2 separate regions of the Mus musculus genome follow, and region 2 is linked to region 1. A link is a loop called in an ENCODE intact Hi-C map of the cell type or tissue named here. Cell type or tissue: left cerebral cortex. All regions are shown on one strand. Links, peaks and the distances in the headings refer to the core of each region. The heading gives the core; the rest is flanking DNA.

Region 1 (4,329 bases), core at 67-4,066:
ATACAAAGCGGAAGAGGGTCCAGCTCTTGCTCGTAGTCTGTCATATCCTGCTCATTATGATCCCCTCAGTGGTCAGCTCCTTAGAGCAGAATCCACAGAAGATCATCTTGTAGACATTTCCTGAGGATTAACAGTAGGGCATGCTCCACATTGGCCACTGGGAGACCCAACATATCCCAAGTCACATAGTTTTGAGACCCTGTTGGACTCATGGCAGTCTAGCAGTAAAAAAACAAAATTTAGAGTTGGGAAAATGGTTCTGTGAGTCAAGTGCTCAGTGTACAAGCATAAGGCTGGGAGTTTAAGCCCCAGGACCCACGTGCACGCCAGGCATGGTGGTGAGTACCCGCAACCCCAGATCTGGGAAGCAGAAACAAGCAGATTCCAAGGGTGAAATGATGAGCTCTAGGCTCAGTGAAAAGCCAATTTCAAACACTAAGTGGAAAAAGAAAGTGAAGAAGAGCTTGGGTGGCAACCTTAGGCCCCCATACCTGCCCACATGGGCTTGCATACCCACGAGGTAGGATCTTATGGGAGACATGGCATCTACTGAATCCTTGCTTGGCCAGGACTGGCTTTACTGTACCTCTTTGAGATTTATTTTCTGAACATCTGCAAAAGCCCTACTGTGTGCTGGATATGGACGAATGTAGCAAGGTGTAAAATCCCATGCTCAGCTTTGATCGGCATGGGGGGTGGATTTGACCTGCTCTCTTCCCAACCTGGGCCAGTTCACCTCTCTTTGGACAACCTGGTGCTTCCCATGTCGACATCTCATGCTTATCTTTGAAGGATTTGATACATAGAGCTAAAGTTGAACCAACTAGCCACTGGGAACAGTCACAGAGAAGGCAGAGGCAGTGGAGGCCTGTGCATGGTGGTAGGTTGGTCCAAGGTTGGTAAGCTATGCTTACCATGGGAAGTGCTCAAGTAGAGAAGGCTAACTCTCCAGGCCAAAGGAGCAGCTAGAAGCAATACAAGGGTCCTGCCTGGAAACAATCAGTACCATGAGCCTGGCTGTGGTCAGGGGTCTGCACAGAGCGATAGGTCATGGACCATCTTACTAGCAAATGCCTCAAAGCTTAGACATCATTCTTTAGGGAAGTAGTGAAAGGTTTTAACTGGGGGCATACTGTCAGTAAATCTGCATTTGGGCAAGGTACACTCAGAGGATGGGTAGACCATGGGTTGTCAGGGAGCACAGGAAGTGGGAAGACCACCAGGACTCTTCAACAGGCCTTAATGTCGCATTGGGATACGGAGGTGAAGCTCAGAAGTTCCTAGAGGAGCATTGAACAGGATGGACAGATGGGCCGGGGGCAAGGGCTCAGAGGGGGAGGCATAAGGCTAGCCCTCGGGACTCCAGCTTGAGAGGAGTGGCTGGTGGAGAGCTGAGGAACCCCACTTTAGCTGGCTCAGGTTTGAACCCCTTCTGCCCAGGATCTGATTCCCAACATAGTTATGCAGGCCAGCATGCTCCTGCACTCAGAGCTATCCAGGCTAACGTCCCTACAACCATGGTGAGGACTGGTCCACCACACTAAGACTCACGTAAGTCTCCTACTCAGCTCAACTTCCACCAGCAGGCCTGGAAGCTGCAACGGAGTTTCAAGAAAACCTCATTTTCCTCTTGGAAAGCAGCCTTTGCAAACAGAGCAGTGCTTAACGGAGAAGATATTTAGATCTGTGTATCACTTGTAAGGTGCGTAGCTCCCCGTGGTGACATTTTAATGGCCAGGGGCATGGGGAGGAAGGTAAATATTCTTTACCTTTGTTGCAGCCCGGGAATTCTCCTCATTTGTCAGCTATGATTAGCTGCTACCCTTCTGGTCCCATTGTTATTCAGGTCCCTGCTTGTCACAGTCACACCCCTTCGGATGCTCATGTCTTGCTTTCTCTCCAGCTCTCTCTCCCTCTGGTGGCACCCTGACTGGCTAGTAATTTATGTATGACAATATGAGACTAATTCGGTTATTATGTCAAAGGGAAATTGAATCTGGGGTTTTAGTGCCGCATCTGGGAGAAATCTTCCAATGAATCTAGAGTGGAGAAAAAAAGCCTCAGACTTCGATTCATCCGCTTGTCACCCTGTCGGCAAGATTAAGTCATTATAGAGGGCTAAGCTGGGCCAGAAATGGGACTGTAGAGGAAGGAGATAAAGGGAATGAGAAAGGGATGGGAGCAGGAACAGAGGGAAGAGAACCAGGGCAAGACTGGATCCGTGATGGGGAGCCTGGCAGGATGAAGGGCTCTGTGCCACTCTGCTCCTGGGACTCTCATGTTTATCCACAAGGCGGTCTGAGCAGTGTGACAGCTAAGGGACAGATGGACAGGGAGGAAGTTCAGTGGGAGGACATTTATGCAAACAGTAGCATGTCTCTGCTCCTGGGTGTCTTAAACACTGTGTGAGTTAAATCTGGCTTCCCAGTCCAACGTGGGATTGGAGGATTCTGTTGGCTGCCAAGTGAAACCGTGATATCTTTTCTTGGTAACTGGGCTTGGGCAAGGGGCTCTCAGGCTTCATACAGCAGCTGTGCTTAGGGTCATAAAGTCTGGAAAAGTCCTGGTGTAGGAGGAAACACCCTAATCTAAAAATTACCGCTGGCATTTACTCTGGTCAGGAAAGATGAGAGGGATTGCCTAAGTTGGTAGGAATGGAATAGGAGAGGACTTGACTCTCACGGTCTCTTAAAATATTTTATTAGACTGTTCTTTCCTTCAAGACACCCCAAATCTGCTTAATATGCCCAGTTCTTAATCGGACGAATCAATGATAGTTGTGTTCCATCCTCCTGCTCTGTGAAACAGGCTTCCTTCCCCCACCCCCTTATCCTCACAGGTCTCTCATTCTTGACACACACATTCTCCAAGACCCTTTCTTATCTGTGGGACCTTCCTTCCCCACAGGAAAGGCAGTGGGGGTTGGCAAGAGCGTTGCTGCATTTCTACCAAGACTTGGAGCTGCCCTATTAGTTTCTTTTTGGTCATTTTGGTGCCTGGCTTTGAGTGTTTTTCTGAACCCCAGTTTTTGCTTCTCATAAACTAGGACCACCCACTCACATGGGGAAACTGAATCGCATGGTTACCATAACTACAAGTTTCCCTTCCAGCCACAGGGGCATCATTCTTGCTTCCAAGAAACCATTAGCCGAGATCCTTCCTGCCCTGTGAGAAGATGATGAGGGTCATTTTGGCCATGCCCCTGCATCCAGGCAATATTCCAAGCACAGGAACAGAACAGGAACGAATTGAGCCTCTCTCTACCAATTTTCCTCCTCTTTCCTGGTTTCCCACAAAAAAATGAAACAACAACAACAACAACAAAAAAACTTCTTCTTCTTCTTTTTTTTTTTTTTTTTTTTTTTTTTAGAAAAAGGAGGACGTTCAAATGGGAACGAAAGAGTTCAAAATAACCCTCGGTTCTTAAATCACGTCAATTTGATTGTTTCTTCCAACACCCACACATCAGCTTTGACCAGACATCCACCTACCAGTACTTATGCAAAGATACTGGCAGCTGATGATAATCCAAGCAGCAGCATCTCAGCTCTCCAAGTGGCTTTGTTACCAACCCCTCTCTGCTCCTTGTGTCCCTGGAGTTGGCTCCTGTTTGAGGAGGGTCCTAATGCCCTCAGAAGGGGCATCAGCTGCTACCGCTCAGCACCTTCACCCCCCCTTACAAGCAAGACAGTGCACACATCTGTCCCACACCCCACCACAGCGGTTAATATTGTGGTGGTTTTGCTCATTTTGGATTGCGTCATCTCAAGGGTGATTATTAATAGATATTCAGAGTCCTGGGTCAGTGATGATAGACAGAGGATCTGGAAAAAGCCAAAGAACAGGGAGCCTTGCTAAGGGGAAGAGAAGGCATCTGTGTGAAGTCTAGGTACACTGTGCTGTACTAATGGTGGGGAAGAAAGTCACAACAGGAGAGAGACCTGCTCTGCAGGCTGCCAGCAGAGTGGACATGGCCAAGCCCCTGAAGAACAACTGACAACCTGCAGGGTTGTGAGGTAAGGAATTGCCTCACCTAATTCAGGTAAGCTGTGGGTTGCCAACTCGCCAAGGGAAAATAGGCCCCAGAAACCCTGCTGATTACAGTCACAACATTTGTTCCCAGGCACTGTGGGATCCCCACGTTATCAGGGTCATTATCAGGGGTCATTTCATTCATCCACCTGCCTCTGAGCACAGTTGCAGATAAAGAAGTCTGAAGAGCCAGTTTCAAGGGACAAGTGCTCTTTCTTCTAGAGTTCTCTGCACAAGAACAAGGACCATTTCCTACAGTCAAATGCTACAGTGCTGGCAGCCCCGGCCCCAGCCCCT
Region 2 (4,329 bases), core at 244-4,243, 80 kb after region 1:
CTCAAAAAAAATAAGGTGGATGGCGCCTAAGGACAATACCTGATGTTGCACCCCTGTCAACATGTGCACACATACATGTGCACCCACCCAAACACAGAAAGGACAGCTAGCCCAACTCTGATTCCTCAATTCAACAACCTTCTCAGAATCTCCGGAGATGAAAATGAAAGTTTTTCAAAGCTCTTCTGGCAATTTTGAAGCCCACTTTCCCATTAATGTGGGTATCCATTTGAAATAGGTAGTGGCTCACAGGTTAAAAGCATATGGCTTTGCGGCTGGCCCTGGCTTGAGATTTATGTCACATGTGGCAAAGTATGAACCTATCTCAATGTCAGTTTTCTTATCTCCAGCCAGAGAAAGATTGTGTGAGCTTATATCTTCAAAGTGCTTAGCAGACTGTAAGAGAAAGTCCCCAAAGGTTTTCAGTAGAAACTCTAGGGTTGACACAGACCCTTGTCTCAAACACCGAATCTACAGCTACCACGTACATGACCTTGACTTCTGGAGCCTTGTATTCTCACTGATGTGAGGGTGATAACTGTGGCCAATCAGGCAAGGATTTAAAAGTAAGGTCCCCAGTGCTCTCACAGTCATCTGCTGCCTGTGTCCTGTGTCCAAGCTAAGGGGCCACATGCATAGTGCATGGGCCTAGGCCTGTAGTGTCTCCACTTCCGTTACACTGCTCAGCCCAGGGTGACCCTTGTGAGGGTCTCATGTGTTTTGATGGCCACTCTTACTTATCCTGAATCCAGTGTCTCTGAAAGAACAGGACCCATCCTCCGGTGGCCATACCCTGAGGACAACCGTCCCCAGCCATGACACAGGGCTTGTACAGTCTGGAGAGAGATCAGCAGGTTCCCCAGTTGAAGGCAGAGCGAGAGACAGAGAAGGAGGGAGAGAAGGAAGACAAAGCATCCTCTCTCCTCCTTCTTACCCTAGTCCCTCCTAGCTGTTCTGCACCTTGGGTAGCTGAGAGCCACTTCTCAACCAGCAGTGTGAGAGAGAGCAGAACTTCTCCTAGAAGCTGTGCATTTGAATTCTGTCTCTTCCGTTTCAACATGAACTTGGACCTACAGTCTTGGAACTCATCAATGAAAGAGGTTGTTGTGAGCTTGCAGAGGCTCGGGCTCTGTTCTTCCTGCCTTCTTCCTCCTTGGACCGGCAGCCTCTCAGAAGCTGTAAACCCTCTCTCCTCCCTGCCTTCTCTGCCTACCTGCTCTGCCTCTCAAGTCAGGATACCCTTACCACCTGCCTGAGACATGTGCATAGTTTCAGGTACCACAAACATAAGGATGCCTTCTTAGGTTCAGGCTAGAGCACAAGTGACAGAGGGGGGGCATTATTTCTACCCTAAGAAGACCCCAGCTAGAGTGAGTGGATGAAGATTTGATTCCATCCTCAGATAAGCTCTGGAGCCCGGAAGATTCCTGTCTCCTGTCCCCACTAGAGTGGTAACTCTTTCACCAGCACTTACAGGCAAAGTCACCTGTCCTTGGTCCCCTCCGCAGCATCCTAAACTTGATACACCTGAGAGGCTGTTTGAAGTGAAAAATCCTACCACAATTACCTGTAGAAACAGGCAGAGAGAGCATTATGAACAGAAAGAGGAATTATTTATTTGTTCTCTGGGCTTGACGTTAGTTTTTAAATTGTCCTTCTGTAAATAAAGGCGCCGCTCTAGCCACCCAGTCCCAGATCTCGGCGGCTGCTCTGCATCCGGTGGATCAAAATAGCCCCCAAACCAGATGGAGACCCAGAGCGCACTAGGAGCCCAGAGCTGGTTCTGAACACTTGAGTGGTGTTTAAATAGAGTTGCGAAGCTTTCTTGGGATTTTTCTGGGGCAAGGTGGGTGGGTGGGTACCACAGGGAGTTTCCAGGAACAGATAACAAACTGTGGAGAGGAAGGAAACAGGAAAGGAAATAAAGTTTGCTCTTGGCTCTCCATAGCGATCTTCTTCCCCGCCTAAGAGGGAGGCACAGTGTCAAAAACTCCACAGGGCAGGGGGTTTGGGAGGGCAGAGGTTGAAGTTTCCATTGAAGCTGTATTTCTGAGTGAGAACTCTGGCTTGAGCAAGTGTAGGCAGGCCTGCCTTGTGCTGTCAGAACTCTGGGCAAGATCACTGGCTTCTGGGAGATCCAGCCTCCAGGTCTGTAAATGGGGCTCACGCCGTTTTAGACTCAGAGTTTGCTGGTGATTGAGATAAAGAACATGAAGACCTGATCATGGCACAAGCCAAGGATTTAATGTGGGTTCCCACATCACCTTCAAAGCCAGGGCCTTACACATACCACGCAAGTACTCTACCACTAAGCTCTCTCTCTCTCTCTCTCTCTCTCTCTCTCTCTCTCTCTGCCTCTCTCTCTCTCTCTGCCTCTCTCTCTCTCTCTCTCTCTCTCTCTCTCTCTCCCCCCACAGTTTTGACATAAACTTTAATCTCCTATCTATCCAGACCCTCCTGTCCTACCCCTAGACTGTGGGACGCTTCAAGCTGACCAAGGACAGGTCCTCTAGAGAGATGGATGTGTCTATTTTGCCTGCCTCTGCATCCCTAGGACCAACACAATGCCTTGTATTTGAAAATGAGCTGCTGATTGAAGGATTGAGTGGATGACATCATCCACCTCTCCCTGTGACTAGAGGAAAGGGCCGGTGTGGCATGCCCTCTGACTACTGTTGCTGGCAATCGCTTTGGAACAAGGGAGGGGCCTATTTGGTGGCATCACTAGAACTTTGGGAGAAAAACAGAAGCGTTCCCATCTGCTCCCTCAGCTCCAGACTTGTCTGTGTCTCTGATTTAGACTTCACTCAGAAAAAGAGTCCCAGACAGCCTGGCCTGTCTCGGGCTGTTTCCCCTCTGTTCATCTGCTCTCATCAGGAAACCACAGGCCATGCATGGTCAAGGCCATCAAATGCACATGGTGCAGGCTGGATGGGAGAGCCCTCTTCCCACTCATGTGTCTTTTCTTGTTATCCGGTACCATTGTTCCCTGGCCTCTGCTGGGCCCTTGGGAGTGTTGACCCTTCAAATCCCCTTGCTGTTCAGAAAGGCAGGCCTTTTCTTTCCCCAGAATGTCCTTCTAGCTCTGTAAATGTTCATGTTTCACGTGAGCTAGGGACAATGAGAGAGAGCAAATCATATGGAAGGTTCGTGGGAACTCAGAGGGAGGGAGTGCTGTGTGAGGACTGGGGACTAAGAGAATGGTTGTCACCTTCTTCTTCTTCTTCTTCTTCTTCTTCTTCTTCTTCTTCTTCTTCTTCTTCTTCTTCTTCTTCTTCTTCTTCTTTTTTTTCTCCTCCTCCTTCTTCTTCCTCTTCCCCCTTCCTCATCTTCTTCCTCCTCCTCTTCTTCCTCTTCTTCCTCCTCTTCCTCCTCCTGCTCCTCCTCCTCCTTGTTTCCCCTCCCTGCTGTTGGCACCACTGATCACTCACCACGAGTGATGCTCCTCATCTGGAGTTGCCGGCACTAGTCCATCCAGGTGCTCCCTTCCCTGGGCCAACTGCCTGATGGGGCAAATCGAAAGGAAATGGAAAAACCAACAGGCCCAGCAGCTGCAAACCTCATTTTCTACTTTGTACTTCAGAGACCAAATCATCTAAAATTTCTCCAATGAGTCACATGAAAAACAAGAGCGAAGACTTGGAGGATGGGGGAGAGACCTAAATATGACCATTTCCATAGTCTAGGCCCCACTCCCCAGCCTGGTGACTCTCTGCTTCGGGCAGGGCATACTCGTTGGAAGTCTAGTCTTGTGTGTCCAGTACAGGGCCTGTCAGATCTGATAGGCCAGCTGGTGGGATGGTAGGGGGCAGGGAGGGAAGGAGACAGGAGCAGGTGCTATGTCCTGTTGGTCATGAAATAGCTGATCCTAGATTGGGCTGTTGCAGCCATGCAAAAGACTCCAGCACAGCCTGCAGGCGTTTTGCCCTTCCCACCCACCTAGCCCTGATCCAACTCACTGCCAAGTACCCCCTGTAATGGGTTGTCCTCCAGGCCCCAGCCTGGCCTCCAGTGCACATGTTTATCCTCTGGCCAGTCCCCTGGGGCAACCAAGACTTAATGAACTGCCGAGTTGCCCAGGCAGCCTTTGATCCTAGCAGTTCAGCAGAGGAAATCGATACCATTAACAGAGAAAACCTGGTTGTGAAGTGAAGATTGAGGACAGGCCATTTGCCCATGTGACAGCCAACCCACCTGCTGCTGATGACACTGAGAGGGCATGGCCAGAGTCTGGACCTCTCTCCAGGAACTGAGAAAGGTGCTAGAGGGCTCAGAACATCCCCATACCGGGATTCAGAGGAGCCTGAGAGCATCCTGAGCAGGCTGGAA

The links. Peaks named below come from ENCODE experiments on the same cell type or tissue, not always from the same donor. Only the 100,000 strongest peaks of a DNase experiment are listed, where the experiment ranks them.
Region 2: it touches region 1 in a loop (5-fold over the local background); 6 of 42 quality-filtered maps call a loop at or near these places.

The regions. Positions count from the first base shown.
Region 1 is chr9:43,547,093-43,551,421 of GRCm38, reverse strand. No RefSeq gene overlaps it. Among named protein-coding and RNA genes, the nearest start is that of Gm36855, 28 kb to the right of the region's middle. In left cerebral cortex, for the core only: a CTCF peak has its summit at 1,932 (motif pointing left); DNase peaks (open chromatin) are centred at 1,653, 2,375, 3,005 and 3,466; H3K27ac peaks cover 1,032 bases.
Region 2 is chr9:43,466,880-43,471,208 of GRCm38, reverse strand. No RefSeq gene overlaps it. Among named protein-coding and RNA genes, the nearest start is that of Gm36855, 52 kb to the left of the region's middle. In left cerebral cortex, for the core only: no CTCF peak of the experiment used is centred there; DNase peaks (open chromatin) are centred at 1,753, 2,098, 2,712 and 3,624; H3K27ac peaks cover 1,118 bases.